Regions from separate parts of the Mus musculus genome. Here all the other regions are linked to region 1. The links are chromatin contacts, found by Hi-C or POLR2A ChIA-PET in ENCODE. All regions are on one chromosome and are shown on one strand. Each heading gives the region's core, a stretch centred on a gene start or an enhancer-like site at or near the end of the contact. The rest is flanking DNA. Distances are from core to core; before and after follow the strand shown. Region 1 overlaps Tsks (testis-specific serine kinase substrate). Region 2 holds the start of Pnkp (polynucleotide kinase 3'- phosphatase). Region 3 holds the start of Prr12 (proline rich 12). Region 4 holds the start of Il4i1 (interleukin 4 induced 1).

The links. A loop is a pair of places that touch in the nucleus more often than their neighbours do. ChIA-PET counts read pairs that join two places held with the same protein, here RNA polymerase II (POLR2A).
Region 2: a loop to region 1 is called in a map of CH12.LX, with 2.1 times the contacts of the local background. The contact joins the promoter of Pnkp here to the enhancer-like site in region 1. A Hi-C loop is called at or near these places in 1 of 37 maps with a recorded cell type or tissue (CH12.LX). POLR2A ChIA-PET finds 5 or more read pairs at or near these places in 4 of 5 experiments (Patski and embryonic stem cell).
Region 3: POLR2A ChIA-PET joins it to region 1 with 17 read pairs in embryonic stem cell. The contact joins the promoter of Prr12 here to the enhancer-like site in region 1. POLR2A ChIA-PET finds 5 or more read pairs at or near these places in 3 of 5 experiments (Patski and embryonic stem cell).
Region 4: a loop to region 1 is called in a map of v-Abl transformed pro-B cells, with 2.3 times the contacts of the local background. The contact joins the promoter of Il4i1 here to the enhancer-like site in region 1. A Hi-C loop is called at or near these places in 1 of 37 maps with a recorded cell type or tissue (v-Abl transformed pro-B cells). POLR2A ChIA-PET finds 5 or more read pairs at or near these places in 3 of 5 experiments (all embryonic stem cell).

What each region holds. Positions count from the first base shown.
Region 1 is chr7:44,951,410-44,955,489 of GRCm38, forward strand. Tsks (testis-specific serine kinase substrate) reads left to right here. Exons shown (of 11, transcript NM_011651.2): 5 at 427-537; 6 at 1,137-1,423; 7 at 2,338-2,532; 8 at 2,905-3,078. Among named protein-coding and RNA genes, the nearest start is that of Tsks, 10 kb to the left of the region's middle. Within about 2 kb of position 1,447, at least 1 of the 3 ENCODE cell types and tissues checked has a DNase peak (open chromatin) inside an H3K27ac peak, as active enhancers do.
Region 2 is chr7:44,854,345-44,858,757 of GRCm38, forward strand. It overlaps Pnkp (polynucleotide kinase 3'- phosphatase), which reads left to right and starts at 2,802. Exons shown (of 16, transcript NM_021549.3): 1 at 2,802-3,210; 2 at 3,819-3,865; 3 at 4,109-4,405. The coding sequence starts at 3,060. It overlaps Akt1s1 (AKT1 substrate 1 (proline-rich)), which reads left to right. Exons shown (of 5, transcript NM_026270.4): 5 at 248-1,077. The coding sequence ends at 391.
Region 3 is chr7:45,050,189-45,054,765 of GRCm38, forward strand. It overlaps Prr12 (proline rich 12), which reads right to left and starts at 3,146. Exons shown (of 14, transcript NM_175022.3): 1 at 2,608-3,146; 2 at 1,030-1,142; 3 at 17-178. The coding sequence starts at 2,693. Prrg2 (proline-rich Gla (G-carboxyglutamic acid) polypeptide 2) reads right to left here. Exons shown (of 7, transcript NM_022999.1): 6 at 4,331-4,459; 7 at 3,416-4,009. The coding sequence ends at 3,991.
Region 4 is chr7:44,834,860-44,839,414 of GRCm38, forward strand. Il4i1 (interleukin 4 induced 1) reads left to right here and starts at 1,429. Exons shown (of 8, transcript NM_010215.3): 1 at 1,429-1,457; 2 at 1,645-1,678; 3 at 1,772-2,007; 4 at 2,517-2,629; 5 at 3,130-3,331; 6 at 4,292-4,360; 7 at 4,465-4,555. The coding sequence starts at 1,666. Il4i1b (interleukin 4 induced 1B) reads left to right here. Exons shown (of 9, transcript NM_001171024.1): 4 at 1,772-2,007; 5 at 2,517-2,629; 6 at 3,130-3,331; 7 at 4,292-4,360; 8 at 4,465-4,555.

The DNA.
Region 1 (4,080 bases), core at 197-2,696:
TATACATATGTATATTCATATACACAGGCAAAATACCCATTCATATAAGATTTTTTTTTTCAAGACAGGGTTTCTCTTTATAACCCTGGCTGTCCTGGAACTAACTCTGGAGACCAGGCTGGTCTCAAATTCATAAATCCGCCTGCGTCTGCCTCCCAAGTGCTGGGATTAAAGGCATGCGCGCCGCGGCCGCCGCCACCATCACCTCCCGGCTCATAAGACGTTTTCAAAAAAAAAAAAAATCTATTGAATTTTTAAATTTAAAACAAAAAGAGCACAGGAGAAGCGGGATGGTCAAAGGGGTACTGCAGTACGGGCTTGGTTAGGAAGGAAGCTTGGTTGGGAAGTGGGTGCGTCCTACATAGGGCAGGTGCGATGCAAAAAAAGAGGCTGAAGGTGGGGGGCAGAACCGGAATGGGAAGGCAGGGCCCCCGCCCTGATGTCCTGACCCAGGAGAACTGCCGCAAGGTGACCCGTTCAGTGGAAGACGCTGAAATCAAAACCAATGTCCTGAAGCAGAACTCTGCCTTGCTGGAGGTACGAGGGTGTGGAGGGTCCCAAACTAGTGAGAAGTTTGGGTGGAGTCTCGGGATGGAGGTTGGAGGAGCTATGGTGGACAAGGACAGGGGTGTAGAGGCTCCAGAGCCTTCAGTGAACTGAGGAGGGTTTGGGACCTGGCTGAAGGAGTTGGCTCTCAGGGGAAGGAGGGGCCCATCCCACGGGAGGAGCCAAAAGGGCTCGCTGGGTGGGACCAGGGTGGAGCCTGAGGAAGCTTAGTTATTCAAGGGTGTAGCCTGAAACGACTGGGTAGGCCGGGTCTAGTCTAGAATGAAGACTTGCTGCTAGCTCACTTTCCAACGGAACGCCGAGAAAGCTTGTCGCGGTCCCTAAGAGGCAGGGGCTGATTTTAGGCAGGCAGGGCAGGAGAAGGGAGTGATAGGTTGCCTGCCACTACAGAGTTTAGAGTAAATGTTATCTCCTCTCCTAAAGACAAGCAGGAGTTCAGTTACACTGCACGCGTACTTCCCAACTATCCTCTCTCTACACTACTTTGCAATCTCGGGGATCCATGGGGTGTAGTTAGCTGCAGGTGGTAAGGTGCCGAACACCTTGATTCGTTGCCCTCCCTTGCTCAGGAGAAGCTAAGATACCTCCAGCAGCAACTGCAGGATGAGACGCCCCGGAGACAGGAGGCCGAGTTGCAGGAGTTGGAGCAAAAACTGGAGGCTGGCCTCTCCCGACATGGTCTGAGCCCTGCCACTCCCATTCAGGGCTGCTCGGGTCCTCCTGGCAGCCCCGAGGAACCCCCGCGGCAGCGAGGCCTGTCCTCCAGTGGCTGGGGCATGGCAGTCCGCACAGGGGAGGGACCCTCGCTGAGCGAGCAGGAGTTGCAGAAGGTCTCCACCGGCCTGGAGGAGCTGAGGTGGGCGGGACTGAAGGAAATTGGTGGATCAGGCCGTAGGTGGAACAAAGGGCGGGAGCTAGGAGGAGCTTGGAGCCTGCGTGGGCGGGGTTTGTTTGCGGTTGGGTGGACCGGACAGAGTAAATCCTTGAGGGGTAGTGGTGGATGAGAATTGGAAGAGCTTGATGTGGGCGGGGCTTAGGGGAGCTAAACGTGTGAGCACAGAAGCAGAACCTAGATGAGGATTGGGTGATAGCATAGGTGGTACCGGGCTAACTTCGTACACTCAAAAAAGGAAAAGAGGTGGGGTGGGGGACGCAAAGTGGTGCATTCTTTTAATACCAGCACTGGGAGACAGAGGCTGAAGGATCTTTGTGAGTTCGATGCCAGCCTAGTCTACAAAGAGAATGCCAGCACAACCTGGACTACAATAAACAAGAATGTCTTTTTTGTTTGTTTTCGAGACAGGATTTATCTGTGCAGCCCTGGCTGTCCTGGAACTCACTCTGTAGATCAGGCTGGCCCTCAAACTCACAGAGGTCTGCCTGCCTCTGCCTCCCAAGTGCTAGGATTAAAGGTGTCACTCACCACCAACCGGCAACAGACCCTGTCTTAAAAACCAAAACAAGGCCAGGTGGGTCCCACTTGGGAGGCAGAGGCAGGTGAATTTCTGAGTTCGAGGTCAGCCTGGTCTACAGAGTGAGTTCCAGGACAGCCAAGGCTACACAGAGAAACCCTGTCTCAAAAAAAAAAAAAAAAAAAAAAAAAAAAAAAAAAAAAAGAAAGAAAGAAAGAAAGAAAAGAAAAGAAAAAAAAAAACCCAAAACAAAAAAAGTAAAGAAAAAAATGTTGGTGATCTATTTGGGGCGAGGTCGACGATAGCATGCATAGTCAACTCTTATACCCAACCCTTTCTTCCCTTCTGATCCTCGCAGGAGGGAGGTGTCCTCGCTGGCAGCCCGGTGGCATCAGGAGGAGGGGGCAGTGCAGGAGGCCCTGAGGTTGCTGGGAGGCCTTGGCGGCCGTCTGGATGGCTTCCTGGGCCAGTGGGAGCGGGCGCAGCGGGAACAGGCACAGTCCGCAAGGGGCTTGCAGGAGCTGCGAGGACGAGCAGATGAGTTGTGCACTATGTAAGGGCTCAGCAGGTGCTGAAGGGATGTGGGCTCCATGGGAAAGAAGTAATCGGAGGGTGGATCCTTGAGGGAAAAGGCTTGAGCAGTGGGCTAAGTGACCCAGTGAGAGGCTGGCAGTGTGGCTCAACCCCTGCTATGGGTTAAGGGCTTAGCTTTGAAGCTGAGTCCCTGCTTGAGATCCACCCGTAGGGAATGGGAGCTTGGCTCGGCATTTGCCTAGCAGAAGCTCTGGCTTCTATCCCCAGTGGAGTTAGACAGACCCATCCAAGCCAGGCCGTGCAGGTCTATAGTATTAAGAGGAGGACTTTCCGGTGCTGGGATAATACTGAATATTGCAAGTTATCCACATTGGTTGCTCTCCTGCCTCAGGGTGGAGAGGTCAGCAGTGTCTGTCGCCTCACTGAGGAGTGAACTGGAGGCACTGGGCCCAGTAAAACCCATTCTGGAGGAGCTGGGACGGCAACTTCAGAACTCCCGGAGGGGAGCTGACCATGTCTTGAACTTGGATCGGTCTGCCCAAGGCCCCTGTGCGCGCTGTGCCAGGTATGGGGAGGGGTAATGCCTACATTGCAGATCACATTTAGGACATGTGTGATCACACATTGTCATTGTGAGAGATGGATTCCCGTGGGATGCAGAATGAGAGCCCGGTTGCATTGTGGGAACAACTTTTCCACCCTTCCCACATGGTAAGAATTGGCTTCTTGTGGAGAGCAAAGATTAGATGCACTGGTATTTGAAACTTGGTGCATTTCCAGCACACTGTGGGAAGGCTGGGTTCTCTGCAACATAACACCAGGGGCACAGTTAGGAAAGTGTTTGTACTGGTCAGTCTAGCTGAATCAAGGAACTCCTGTCCAAAAAAAAAAAAGAGAGAGAGACTCTTTTTGTTGTTGTTGTTGTTTGTTTTTTGATTTTTTGAGACAGGGTTTCTCTGTATAGCCCTGGCTGTCCTGGAACTCACTTTGTAGACCAGGCTGGCCTTGAACTCAGAAATCCACCTGCCTCTGCCTTCCGAGTGCTGGGATTGAAGGCATGCACCACCACGACCGGCTAAGAGAGACTGTCTTAAAAAATAAGGTAGAAGGCCGGGCATGATGGCAAACGCCTTTAGTCCCAGCACTCGTACTCGGGAGGCAGAGGCAGGCAGATTTCTGAGTTCGAGGCCAGCCTGGTCTACAAAGTGAGTTCCAGAACAGCCAGGGCTATACAGAGAAACCCTGTCTCGAACCCCCCCACCCCCCAAAAAAGAAAGTTGGCTCAGTGGATAAAAGTGTTCTGACAGCCGGACAAACTTACAACCTCTGTATCCCAGCGTGGGAGGAGAGGGAATCCATTCCTGATAGTTGTCCTCCAGCCTCCACACTTAGGTGCCCACATTCTCTCACACAATAATAATTAAAAATGTGGTGGAGAGGGCTGGAGAGATGACTCGGTGGCTAAGAGGGCTGGCTGCTCTTCCAGAGGACACAGGTCCATTCCCAGCTCCCACACATGGTGGTTCACAACTGCCACCAACACCACCCGTCTGTACACAGGTGGCAT
Region 2 (4,413 bases), core at 1,552-4,051, 96 kb before region 1:
GCGCCAGCGCCTTCATAGCTGCTCTACATATGGCAACCCCCTAGATTCAGGTGGGATGCCTGCTGTCTTGGCCGAAGCGTGGCCGGACCGGGCACCTTGCACTGGGCTCCTGCTTCTTAGCAGTGGTAGAGTTGAAGAAGGAGGTGGGATGCGGAACGTGCCGGTTCGCAGCCTGCAGGACAGACAGTCCGGAATGGCGGGCTTCCGGGAGGCGGGCCCTGCACACTGACAGTTTCCTTCTCTACAGCCCTCCTCGCCCGACCTAGACCGAATAGCGGCCAGCATGCGCGCGCTGGTGCTGCGGGAGGCTGAGGACACCCAGGTCTTCGGGGATCTTCCGCGGCCGCGGCTCAATACCAGCGACTTCCAGAAGCTGAAGCGGAAATATTAAGCGAACAGAAAGCCTTGGCCTGCGAGAGGCCACTGCCTCTCGGCCCAGCAAGAGAACAATTCTTTCCGGGATTGGCTGGCTCAGGTTGGGCGGGGCCGGTTCTAAACGCTCCAAGGGTCAACTCTGTTTCTTGCCTAGCAAACGAAGCTTTGCCCGCACAGCCTTGACTCGCGGCCCCAGGGCGGAGCCCAGCTGCGGGAGCTGCCGCTGCTCAGCCAGTGTCGGGAAGAGTTGCCCGCCAGCCTTCCAGAGTTCCCCTACCCGATTGGTCCCGGCCTCCTGGGAGTGTGGCCAAGCCCTCCCTAACCCAGAATTGGCCCGAGGCCTTTAATTTCTTACACTACTAGGGCTGTTAATCAATTGTTTTTGTTTTTGTTGTTTTCTTTGCCTGAGTCCTGACAATTGTATCCCGGTTCCCCAGGGGACAGTCTGGGTCCCTCTCTGGTCTGACGCTCCCTATAGGTTCCACCGCACGACAGCCTGTCCATCAAAACTTGTCCTGTACCCAGGACAGTACCAGCTTCCTGTCCCCCGACCCTAACAGGTGCCTTAAAAGGCCCTCTCCCACCCAAGGTGGGGGGGCCAGGGGGGCCTCACTTTCCGGCCCTAGACTTGGGTGCGGGAGAGTGGGATGGGGGTAGGGAGGGGCGCTCTGAGATTAAAGTTTTACCTCTGACTAGTGAGTTCGTGTTGTGTGTGAGTGTGATGCTATGAAGCGTTCATGACAATTAAATGAAGTTCAGGGTTCGACACCCAGTCTTGGGGGCGTAACTGTGGGAGCGGTAGAAAGGCAAACCAGGGAATCTCCATTTCCCAACATCCAAAGATGAGAAAGGGGGCTAGAGGGGCTAGAGGACTGTCACCTTCACACTATTAATATTAATATGGATTGCCTCCCTTTTGTTACTTTGCTTTTTGGGATGATTTCACTTTGTAGCCCAGCCTTTCTCTTCAGTTTTTGTGCTGGGATTTCCAATCTGCCCCATCATACCGAGCTTTAGCGTATTTGTCCCAGAATTAGAAGCGATTTTCCCACTTTATTGCAAAGGGACCGGCATCATAGAAGCAAAGGAAGAGTGTATAGTGATGCTATGCGCTTCAAATGCTAAGGACAAGCTGGTTTGTTTCCGCTGCTACGCAGAGGAATGATGAAGGCGCACATCTGTCATTCCATCAGCAGGGAGATGGGTTTAAGGAGGCACAGGTGTTCACGTCAGTCTAGACTTTTTGAGACCATGCCTCAAAGAACAAAAAAAACCGTGAGCAGTGGCGCACACCTCTAATTCTAGCACTTGGGAGACAGGAGCAGGTGAATCCCCTGGTATCAAAAAGTAAAACAACCCATCAATGGCCAAGTGTGATGGCATTTTCTTCCTTCCTCTCCCCCCCCCCAGCTTTTAGAGCGTGTTTTTCAAGATAGGGTTTCTCTGTGTAGCCCTGGTTGTCCTGGAGCCCTTCTGAAGACCAAGCTGTCACTAAACTGAGATCTGCCTGCCTCTGCCTCCACTTCCCCAGTTTTAGAATGAAAGACGTGCGCTGCCAACCTGTCTGTAGAGCTCTATTTTAATACTAATATTTGGAAGACAGACAGATCCCGAAATTTGAGCCCAGTTTGGGTGTATGGTGGATTAACATACACGCCAAAAAAAAAAAAAAAAAAAAAACTTGTCTGGGCTGAAAGATAACTGCAGCCGGACTTTTTGATTTCGCTCATAGAAGGGGAGGCAAGGTCATGGGACCCTGACCTTAGTACCCAGCTGTTCCTCACAAGCAACTATATGCAATTTTGCCCTAGTTGCCTGTGGTTTGGGGAGGGGCTAGAGGATACTGGTGAGGGGGAAGGGAAGGGAAGGGCTCTGTCTGTGCAGTATGAAATGAGGCTTCATTTCTGCTAGATGAAAACTGCCCCGTGTGTTTTTTTGCAGGTAGCAACACAACCACCACCACCTATGCTCTGCAAGCCCAATATAGTCGGCTTCCCCAGAATGCTCTGTGGTGGAATCATATTTCAGGTTATATATACTTCAGGCCTTTGGAGAAGGGTAGGCATTTTTTAGGTCTTCCCCAGGAGAGCAACTTCCTCTTTATTTTATTTTTGCGGTGGGGGCAGAATCTTACTATGTAGACCAGGCTGGGCTCTGCCTGCCTCTGCCTCCCAAGTACTAGGATTAATATTAAACTCATGTGCCACCATGCCTAGGAAAGAATTTTAACAAGGCTACATCCTGAGAACCTGTCTCACTAAAACATACATACATACATACATACATACATACATACATACAAGAAAATCAAAACAAAAACAAGTAACTCTAGCGTAGGGATCAAGTGACTATGGATGCGAGTGACCCCTATCCGCTCTGGCTCAGAGCGCCTCAAGCGAGTCAGGACTGCGCATGCGCCGTGGGAGGAGCCAAATTTTCGAACAGTCTTTCCCATAGCATAGATGAGCTTTGGAATGAATTCAGAAGTGACTCTACCTATATGCAATCCTCACTGCGCATTGGAACCGTTGTGGTAGCTTGGGAAACGTCGAACCCGCCCATGGGCAAGGGGCGGAATTTCCGGTGTGGCTCGCATTGGGAAAGCAGAACTTCCGGTGGCGGGTGGGTTGCCGGCTGCTGAGCAAGCTCCACTGTGATTCTGTTCCCCTTCACAGCATCCGAGGATGTCACAGCTTGGATCCCGGGGCCGCCTGTGGCTGCAGAGCCCCACCGGTGGGCCGCCCCCTATATTCCTGCCGTCGGATGGCCAAGCCCTGGTCCTCGGTCGGGGACCCCTGACCCAAGTGACGGACCGGAAGTGCTCCCGAAACCAAGGTGGGCACGGGAATGGAACTGCTGCAGAGTGGGATTGGAAGGAAGCAGGGGAGCCTATGCCTAGCCAGAAGCAAGACGAGGCATTATGGGAGGGACAGAGAGGATCTGGGAGATTGTCACCGGAGGGGAGAAGGACAACAGAGAGACGGTCGCTGGGCAGGCTACATCAGGCGGTGATGCATCAAGCCATGCCCAAGACCTCGGTCTACCCCATGTATCTCATGGGACAAAGCAGACCCTACAGATAAAAAAAATACCTGTTCTGGACAAGTCCGTGTCTCTAGCAATCCTAGGGACTCCGAAGTACCTGTTATTATTGAGGAATAAACTGGCTCGGGGGGGGGGGGGGGGGGCAGACACCCCTGTCATCCAGAGAATTGGGTGGTAGAGGCATGAGAATCAGTTCAAGCCCAGCCGCTAGTATGTAGCGAGTTCAAGGCTATCCTGGGCTACCTGTGTTGGGGGATTGAGGAAGGAAGGGAGAAAGTGCCTCTCTTACTTAAGTCCTAGGGAGAAAGTGCCTCTCTTACTTAAGTCCTAGTAGTAGACTGTAGTTGGCCACGCCCCTGTACGTGATGTAAACCCTGACTCCACCCCCTTACCCTCAGTGGAGCTGATTGCAGACCCTGAAAGCCGGACAGTGGCAGTGAAACAGGTACCAGTGTCTTGGCAGCGGGTAGCAAGGACTTGGGAGAGGGGCCGGGTAGATGACAACCCTTCAGAAGGCTGGTCAGCTTTCCGCTTTAACACCGTGCCAGACTAGAAGCCACTAACCTTTCAAAGTTCTGACTGGCCACACGAAGTGAATAGGTGGGAAGATTAAAAATTGATTGGGAGCTAAGGTATTGGATTTGGTGGGGCGGGGTGGTGCCAACCCTAGCTCCTCCTTTGTCTGCAGCTGGGTGTTAACCCGTCAACTGTTGGGGTCCAGGAGTTGAAGCCAGGACTGTCTGGCTCTCTAAGCTTGGGGGATGTCCTTTATCTGGTTAATGGCCTATATCCCCTGACCCTGCGTTGGGAAGAGCTCAGCACATCAGGATCCCAGCCAGATGCTCCACCAGACACTCCTGGGGATCCGGAGGAGGGAGAGGATACTGAGCCTCAGAAAAAGCGAGTTCGGAAATCCTCTCTTGGCTGGGAGAGCTTAAAGAAGTTACTGGTGTTCACAGCGTCTGGGGTGAAGCCCCAGGGCAAGGTGAGGCC
Region 3 (4,577 bases), core at 1,896-4,395, 100 kb after region 1:
TGGAAATAGCACTTACCTGTCTGCCAGGAAGGGCTTCGGAACTGGGAAAGGAGAGAGGAGGCGGAAGGGCCAGGCTGGGGGCCCCGAGACTCCAGGGCCGAGATGAGGTTCATGACGGAGGCGTCGGGCCCTGCTGAGCCCGCGTGGTGGAGGCCAGTGTCAAAAAGTCCAGAGAGGCCTGACAATGGATAAGTGAACGAATCAGCCAAGAAGAGGGTAGTGGCTGGGGTGAGACAGACGGATGGGAAAAGCACTAAACCAGGTTCAGTTCAGAGGAGGACTGGAGGGAGGAGCCAAAGGCAAGCAAATGGACGCAGTGCCCGTCAACGCAGTTTTCAGGAGGCTGAGGCAGGAGGATCAGACCTTCAGAGACAATCTGAGTAACTCCAAGAGAGCCTATCGCACTTATTAAAATAAAGAAAGAAAGGAATGGGCGGGGGGGGGGGGGGTGTGAGGCTATGAGGCTATAGAAGGCTCAGGGTGGGATTTCCAGCACCTCAGAAGTACCAAAGAAAATTCAAAAGAGGAAGGGGAAAAAAAAGGGCAAGAGTCAGAAAACAGGGAAGGGGACAACAAGGGCAGCCTGGGCAGACTGCACCGATTTAAAATTCAGAGGTGTGGGCAGCAAGGACAAGGTGGGGGATGAGGTTACTCTAAGCAAAAGGGGGAGGGCTAAATAACTGGAGTCAATAGGAAAGAAAAAGGAGACGACCAGCCAAGAGAATCCCACGGGGAAAGAAAAGACTAGGGGTGGGCTGGAGGGAAAGGAAAAGCCTGGAAGAGAAGGTGGGATTTGGGGGGGGGGGCCCTGATGGGTAACAGCCAATAGGAGGCAGAGGGGCGGAGCCATGACGGGCCTGACAAATCCGGCGTGAGATAAGGCCTCAGAGGCAACCAATCAGAGGAGAAGTGGCAAAAAGAGGTCCAGGACCCAGAGCAAGGCCAATTAGCAGGGGCGGAACTTTCAGCAACCAATCAGATATCTTAAAGGGCAGACTTGCCCCAGCCCTCCAGGATGGGAGCCCATACCTGCAGGGTGGTGGTTGGTGGCATAGCTTTGTAGTGGGTGGGGGGCCGCATAGGCCTGGCGATGCAAGATGTCGGTTTCTGGGTGGGAAGTCCGGGAGCTGCCGTAGACCAAGCTGGGAGCAAGAGAGAGATGTCAGAGTATTCTCTCAAGCTATCCTCTGGGAAGGGGGCTAGGAGGGGCTTCTCAACTGAATGGAGGTGTTACTCCAAAGAACCCAGAGATAACACTAGGGAATCCAGTCATCCCATGGCGGGGGAGGGGGTTAAAAAATGTCATTCTGGAGCACTTAAGAGTCCCACGTTTGCAAACACGGGCATGCGAGGACACACTGGGGACGGAGAAAGTCAGGGGAAGCAAATAGTCAACGTGAAAGGTGTGGTCCTCCCTTGAAGTCCTCCCATGCCACAACAGAACGAAAGGTCCAACACTGCAAGGACGCACGGACAACCCAAGACCCGCTGAAACGACACGGACCCTGAATTAGGAAAGGAATCCAGCCAGGCCAGGAGCAGGAGGTAGCTTGTGTCCCAAATGGCAAGGGGAGAAGGTGGGGAGGGGACAGGACACAGGGAAAGTCCCAGGTACAAGTCCTGACACGAATTCGTTGCATCCCTAGGGGCTGAGGTTCAAATGCACCGGCCTAAGTGAAGCCAGATGCGTGTACAAACAGGAGTTCAATTCACCCGTGCAAAAGAAAAGGTCCCGAGTGTGAAGTCCCACTCTAAAAATTTATACACGCTGGGGAAAGCTAAGTGTGGAGGGGGAGGAGGGTGAAGGGCAGGTGAAGAGTGAGGACACAGATTAAACTACAAGAGGCAGGTTCACGGGTGAACACGCGGCTAGCCACGCGTGCACAGGGCCCACGCTCACACACACAAACACAAACGGGGAAGAGACACGACTCTGTTCCAGAAAGGGCCCAAATCCGTGGCCTTGCACCAGAGGGCAAACAGCGCGCCATCAACCAGGATTCACAGCTTTGAGCAAGGTGGGGAGCAGAAGGGGGCGTGTCCCTAATCTCAGGACCCCCCCAAACACACAGAATTCTAGTTTAAGAAGGGGGCGGGGCCCCTTGCCCACTCTGCGCGGGGAATTTCTTGGAGGGGGGAGGGACCGAGTGGCCCGGCCTCCTGCAGCCCCGGAACAATAGGACCTGGGAGGGGGTGCAGCCCCCCAGGTCTGCGAGCTGATTCTCTTTTCCTCCCACCTTTGCAGTTGCAGAGCCAGGGGCGCCCGGGGGGAGGGGTCAGCACGCCGGGAATCCAAAGATGGGGGGCAAGTCCAGGCCTTGCTTCGCCAACCCTTCCCATCTTCCCAAGGCCTTCCCGGTTCGAATTTGTTTTTGCGCCTTGCCTGCTTCGTTTCTCTCTTTTGCAAGCAGGAGCTGGCTTTGGCGGAGTTTGCAATTTGCAAACTGGGGCGGCGGCGTTGTTACAAACCCAAAGAAGGCCGCTCCCTTGCAAAAATCGGAGGGGGAGTTGGCGATGCACGCGTTGCCGAGCGGGCCCCAGGCCCAGGCCAGGCAGGAATCCCCCCACCTCTTGGCCCATTTCTCTAGGTCCCCCTCAGCTCCTTACCTAGCTTTCGCTGACCTCTCGTAACTCCATCCCGCCCCGGCGCCGAGCGGGTCCCCGAAGCCGGCGCTGGGGTAGTTCCTGTCCATGAATTGGCCGCGGTGGAAATTGGGGGGAGGGGGAGGGAGGGGGAAAGGAGGGGGAGCGCGCGCGCTCTCCTCCGCCGCCGCTCCCTCCGCTGCTTTTTTTCCTCCCTTTCTCTTTTTTTTTCTTTGCGGCCACCGAAGGCCCGGGAAGGCCCCGGGCGGGGGAGGGAGGGGGCAGGGACGGAGGGGCGGGCAAAGGAGGGGTGCAGCCGCTGAGCCAAGGAGGGGGGGTTCCCCCTGGAGGAGGGAAAGGGGGGAGGAGGGACCCCGCTGTCTCCGCCTTTGCCCCGGCGCTTGCAAGAGAGAAGGGGACGCGCGCTCCGGAGGGGGCGTCCCGGACGGCCCCGGAGTGGGTGCGGGCGCTGGGTGCTCGCTCTTTCGCCTCCGCCGCCGCCACCTCCTCCTCCTCTGCGCTCACGGTGCAGCCATCTTTGCACAAGGCGGCAGGGGGAGGGGGGAGGGGAAGGGGGGCGGGCGGCGGGGTGTCTGGCTGCGCTCCGCTTCCTCCCACAATCCCGTGCAAATGTAAAAAAAAAAAAAAAAGAGAGAGAGAGAGCGCGAGCGAGCACTAGCGGAGCCTGGGAGGCGGGGGGGGGGGGTAAGCGAGTGAGCGCGAGCGCACCAGCGGAGCCTGGGGGTGTAGGGCACAGCGCCTGTACACAGAGATTCAGTTCCACCGCGCGCAAATGCGCCCAGAAAGGGGGCTCAGTTCTTTTGCATTTTTATTTTTTTCTCATTGTTTCAATTTTTTATTTCTTCCATCCCCCCTTCCTTTCCCAAAGGGTTTTTAAGCAGAGGGCAGCTCAGATCAACTCCATTTACCCGGGTGCAACACAAGCGTGACACCCCGCTTACAGCACATTGCAAATGCGCCCCCCACCTTTATACTGGATTACAAACCGCCCATGTGCCCGACTGGGGAAATACACGAAGTCAGGCGTGTGCAAGGGCCTGGTTCCCTGCGCGTACGTGCCCCGCGGCACCAGTGGAGTGACAGCCGAGTCACGTCTGATCCGAGTTTCCTAAAAGGTCTGCCCATTCTGAGGCAGGGCCACTGCTCAGACGAAGTGTGGGGGGGGGTCACTGGAGGGCCGGGGGCACCAACTCGGCAACAGGATGGTCAGGGACGTGCGTGTATGCGTGCCCGGCGGAAACACGTGTGTCATGGTAGACCTCGGGTCCGACGACCCTGACTCCCCCACGGACACACTGAAGCCCAGTCGTCGAAGAAGCTGGCGACTTCCGGAATCCGCTATGAATCAGGGGCACAGTTCAGGGAGCCCGCGCTGCAAGCAGGTCTTCAGTGAGGCCTTCTGAGGCTATCGGGGATGGGGGTTGGGAGTGCAGAGTCAAACATCCCAGCCGCCCCCTCCACCGAGCCTACACCGACCCGCCCTTGGTGCCTCAGCCAATCCTCAATCCTGTAGGCACAAGCCCCACCTTCCTCAAAAGCTGCACTCTTGCAAGGCTGATCCACGCCCCTATAGACAATTGCGTAGGGTCCGCCCTCCCCTGCAAGCTCCGCCCTATGTAGGTTTTCCTAAGCACCAAGCCCTGCCCTTGGGGACACGCCCCTCCCACGCGTTGCCTCTCCCCCCCCCTCCCTCTGGCACCACCCAGGCAGAAGCCCCGCCTCATACCTGGAGTAAGGGGGCGGAGGTGCGTCGTGCACCCCGGAGGCTGCTAAAGCCTGCTCATAGGTGGGAAGGCCTGGGGGCAAGGGTGGAGATTGAGGCGTCTGAGGACTCAAGGGGATGATGAGCCCGGTCCTGGAAACAGAAAAAGTGTGGTTAGTATAAAACCTACATTATAGTTGGAGACAAGGGGGTCAGCGGTTAAAACACTTGCTGAACTTGCTGAGGACCCAGGTTCCAATTCCAGCACCCA
Region 4 (4,555 bases), core at 179-2,678, 120 kb before region 1:
CCAGACGTGCTTCAAGGGTTAGGAACACTGACTGTTCTTCCAGAGAACCAGGGCTTAATTTCCAAGACCTTCCTGGGAGCTCACAACCACTGGTCACTTCCATGCCAGCAGATCCAATGTCCTTCTCTGGCCTCTTTGGGCAACAGACAGACATAAACATGGTACATAAACATTCATAAAGGCAAAACTCAACCACATAAGTGAAAACTTTTAAAATTCAAAGCTGTAGTCCCTGTATGCCAGGCCTACCTTTACTCTTACCATGGCAACTTAGGGCTGTCTTACTGGTGCAGAATGAACTCCAGAAGCTGAGGAGGAGCACTGGCAACAGATGCTGCTGGTATTCTTGTCTTCAGGGAAGGGAGGGGGTCATAGGGAGTTTGAGGCCAGCCTGGTATACAGAATGAAATCCTGTCTATAAATAAGTTGAAATGTAATGGCACACACCTTTAATCCCCACACAATGGAGGCAGAGGCAGGTGGATCTCTGATACCAGGACAGCCAAGGGGTACACAGAGAAACTATCTCAAAGAGCCAAAATAAATTCCAGGCTGTGAAGCAGATGTTGCCCACTCCACCCTCCTCCCAGGACTGTCAGTTCCTCTGTAAGACTGAGACCAAGTACTGTGCCAGAGTTCTGCCTGACCTGAGGTCTCCAGCCTGCATGACTGCACTTGCCACAGAGCACACATATACACCAACCACCATCTACTTAATGGGCTCTGGAGTTCCCCAGCCTGCGCTCTCTGTGATTTCCCACCCTAGCTGTTCTCCTAACCCATCTTCTCCCCAACCCCAAGGAAAACCCCCTGCATCCTGTTGCCTCACCTCACCAGTTTTGGCAGAGGCTTCTAGGGTCATTTCTCTGAGGTGTCAGTCTAGAGTCTGCTGCCCAGCAGTACTTAAGACAAAGCAGGAAGGACAAAGGACAAGTGGCCACTTAGCCATCACCAACCAGTCCTGCCCATGTTCCTGCAGCTGCAGCAAACAGGTTCTGGACCTGGCCAGGTGCTATATGCAGGCCCTGACCTGGCTCCATTCCTGCCATTGTGCTGGACCATGTGACATGAGTAGGCCTATATGGGCTTCAAATGTGAAAGGCCCCAGACTTGTGTGTGCCCATTTCATACAGACATTCTTGGAGAGATGGGGAGGGGATGGGCAGACCCAAGACAAAAGTCCAAGAAGCCTAGAGCACAGGGTCCACCATCAACACTGCCACCTGGGTGGGTAGTCCCCACCCCCAGCTTCCCCAAAGCTATTTGAAGCAGGAAGAAGAAAAATAGACTGAGTTACTTCCTCCTGTGATATTTATTCCCATCACCTCCCCCAGCATCTGACCCTAGCTCAGGAAAGCACTTTTAATTCCCGAGGGAGGTGAGTGGGCGGGGCTGGCTACTTTTAAGGGGAGAGTCGCAGAGGCTCTGCTCTGCAGTCCTGCCCAAGAGAGCTGAAGGTAGAGCTACATGGAGGGTGGTGGCAATGACTGGAACCCAGAACCCAAGGCTGGAAAGCAGGAGGGGAGGGAGCCAGGCCATAATGGTCAAGATTAGGTCTGGGGAAATACATGCCCAGAGAGGAAGGAGGGAGACAGGCTGGGGATCCCTGGCCCCACCACATTGACCCCCTACTTCTTCACTCAGACAGCAGCTGCCACTTGAGCCATGGCTGGGCTGGGTAAGTGAGCAGCCAAGAGGAGGAGGGAGTGCTGGGGTTACGGCTGACTCCTGCACTTCTGGTGCCTATGTGCTGACCCTGTCCTTTTGCCAGCCCTGCGTCTTGTCCTGGCGGCCACCCTCCTTGGTCTGGCAGGCTCTCTGGACTGGAAGGCAGCCTCCAGCTTGAACCCTATTGAGAAGTGTATGGAGGACCACGATTATGAGCAGCTACTCAAGGTGGTGACCTTGGGCCTCAATCGGACTTCGAAGCCCCAGAAGGTGGTAGTGGTTGGTGCAGGCGTGGCAGGGCTGGTAGCAGCCAAGATGCTCAGTGATGCAGGACACAAGGTGAGAAGTGCTGCCTGTAGTCCTCAGGGAGCCTTTCCTGCTGCTGGTGGGGAGTCCTGGGTAGTGTGACGGAGAGAAGCTACCCTTTCCTAGAGCCCCCATTTCATTGACCCACTGCACTCCACTTACCCGTCCTGGAGGGAAGGCCTACTTCCTCTTCTTAATGTAACTGTCAAGAGTTGAGATGGGGATTTGGAGGTAAGGGGCCTGAGAAATCCTCAAGGGAGAGTATCCCTCACCTAACCCTAGGAATGAGATTGGGCCAGCCCCAACTCTTCTGTACAAACTAGGAAATCCCCCTCTTCCTGCCTTAAGCTGGGAAGTCCCTCTACAGTCCATCTGCTAGTCTTCCTGCTACAGTCTTGAGACCTTTCTTTCCGAGCAGCCCCTCCTACCCAGAAGAAAGGCCCTTCTATTCTAGGTGTCCTTTACTATTGGGGGCAAGACAGGCAGGGGCTAGTGGGAATGTAGTGAGGGAGCTGAGGTCCCTGTTGGCCGCTTTTCTTTAGGTCACCATCCTGGAGGCAGATAACAGGATTGGGGGCCGTATCTTCACTTTCCGGGATGAGAAGACAGGCTGGATAGGGGAGCTTGGGGCCATGCGAATGCCCAGCTCTCACAGGTGAGGTCCCACCTACCCAGGCAGCAGAGCCCCACCTCTACACCAAGGTTTAGCCAGAGCCCAGTTCCATACCCACTCCCACATTTTGCCAACTCCCGTCCCAGATTCAGGCTCAGCCAATCCCAGCCTCATTCTTGGTCTGGGCTCAACCAGAAGCAAGCTCTATCCCCAGTCCAGGCACCAGTATCTGTGTTTTGAGGTAATGCTTATAGAACTTTGGGCTTCAAGCTACACCTCCAACTCATCTCCAGTTTCACCCCTATTCCCACCCAGTCAAAAGTTGGGTCTAGACCTTACTTCCACTCACACCCCTCAGTAATGCCTTCCGGAGAGCCCGGGTGATCAGTGCCCTAGCCTGCAAGCTGCCTGAGCTCTGCCCCTATCCCCACCCCGACTCCTGAGCCAGCCCTCAGGTCCCCAGTGAGTAGTCTGATGCCCATCTCCAGTGGCCCTCTTATGGTGCCAGGCCAGGCCTCTCTCAAGCAGCCTCCCACTTCTAGGATCTTGCACAAGCTCTGCAGGACCCTGGGCCTCAACCTGACTCAGTTCACACAGTATGATGAGAACACGTGGACGGAGGTGCATAATGTGAAGCTGCGAAACTATGTGGTGGAGAAGATGCCAGAAAAGCTGGGCTACAACCTGAACAACAGGGAAAGGGGCCATTCCCCAGAGGACATCTACCAGATGGCACTCAACAAGGTGGCCACCGGCTTTCCTGCAGAGCTCAGCCCTGCCCCCAAGAGTCTTGTGTCTACTACTATCACGTCTGCTGATGGCTAGCGGGTGTTTTCTCCATCCCTCCAGCTCACCCACTACTGTAGCCCCTGGCACTCACTCCCAGGACCCTCCAGCAACACTGCTACTCTGTGTCCCCATCTGCTTGACTCGGACAGTGCTGTCAGACATCACCCTCTTTTCGTGTCCCAAAAGGATCTTTCCATCCAGATGATCCTGCCTACAACTCCATGTACCTCCCCAGTGCCTCTCAGGCCCATGAGCCAGACCAGCTTTCCCTCTCCTTAGTCCACCTGGTGATCCAGGCATACCCTCCTCTGCTCCTGGAACCCAACCTTCCTCATCCATCACCCCTAAGTCTGTATCCTCGACTTCCACCTTACCCATGACAAGGAGGTCTAGGTAAAGAGGCTGGAGGCCATGTTTGGAAGGAGCTCAAAGATCACTAAATGCCAGGCTGGAGAGCCTGCATATAGCAGGGGAGGCAGCCCTGCTCTCTATACTTTAGAACTACAACTGCCTTCTGCAAGAAAGGGTTAACGGAGGCAGCTGGTCCTTGGGGGCCAGTAGAGGTGGGACTCTAGTGGTTCCTCCTGGGGGTGGGGGTGGGGAGCTAAGGGAAGTTGTGGGTGAGGGGGGACACTACTGAATAGTCTTTGCTGGTAGTATCATCCTCTTGGACTGTGAGAGGCCCTCACCTGCCTATGCCCACAATGGTCTAGACAATGATCTCTACTGGCTTGCCCTCACTGGCCTGCACAAAAACACACGCTACTGCTGACTGGGTGGACAGACAGGGAAACCCAGTATTTGGAGGACTCCCGCTTCAGAGCAGGTGTATGCATCATGAGCTAATGCCTGGGACCTGAAGTGAGGTAAATTGCTGTTCCTGCTGCAACAAGGGTCCTCTGATTGTCCCCACAGGCCTTCAAAGACCTCAAGGCCTTGGGCTGCAAGAAAGCCATGAATAAGTTCAACAAGCATACGCTTCTGGTGAGTGAGGCAAGGTGATTTCCCTCTTCTGTCACAAGAGATAGTTGTGATACAGGGCTCAGCAGGAAAGGAAGGTCTGATTAGTGCCCCTGCCCACTGCACAGGAATACCTCCTCGAGGAGGGCAACCTGTCCCGGCCGGCTGTGCAGCTCCTGGGAGATGTGATGTCCGAGGAGGGCTTCTTCTACCTCAGCT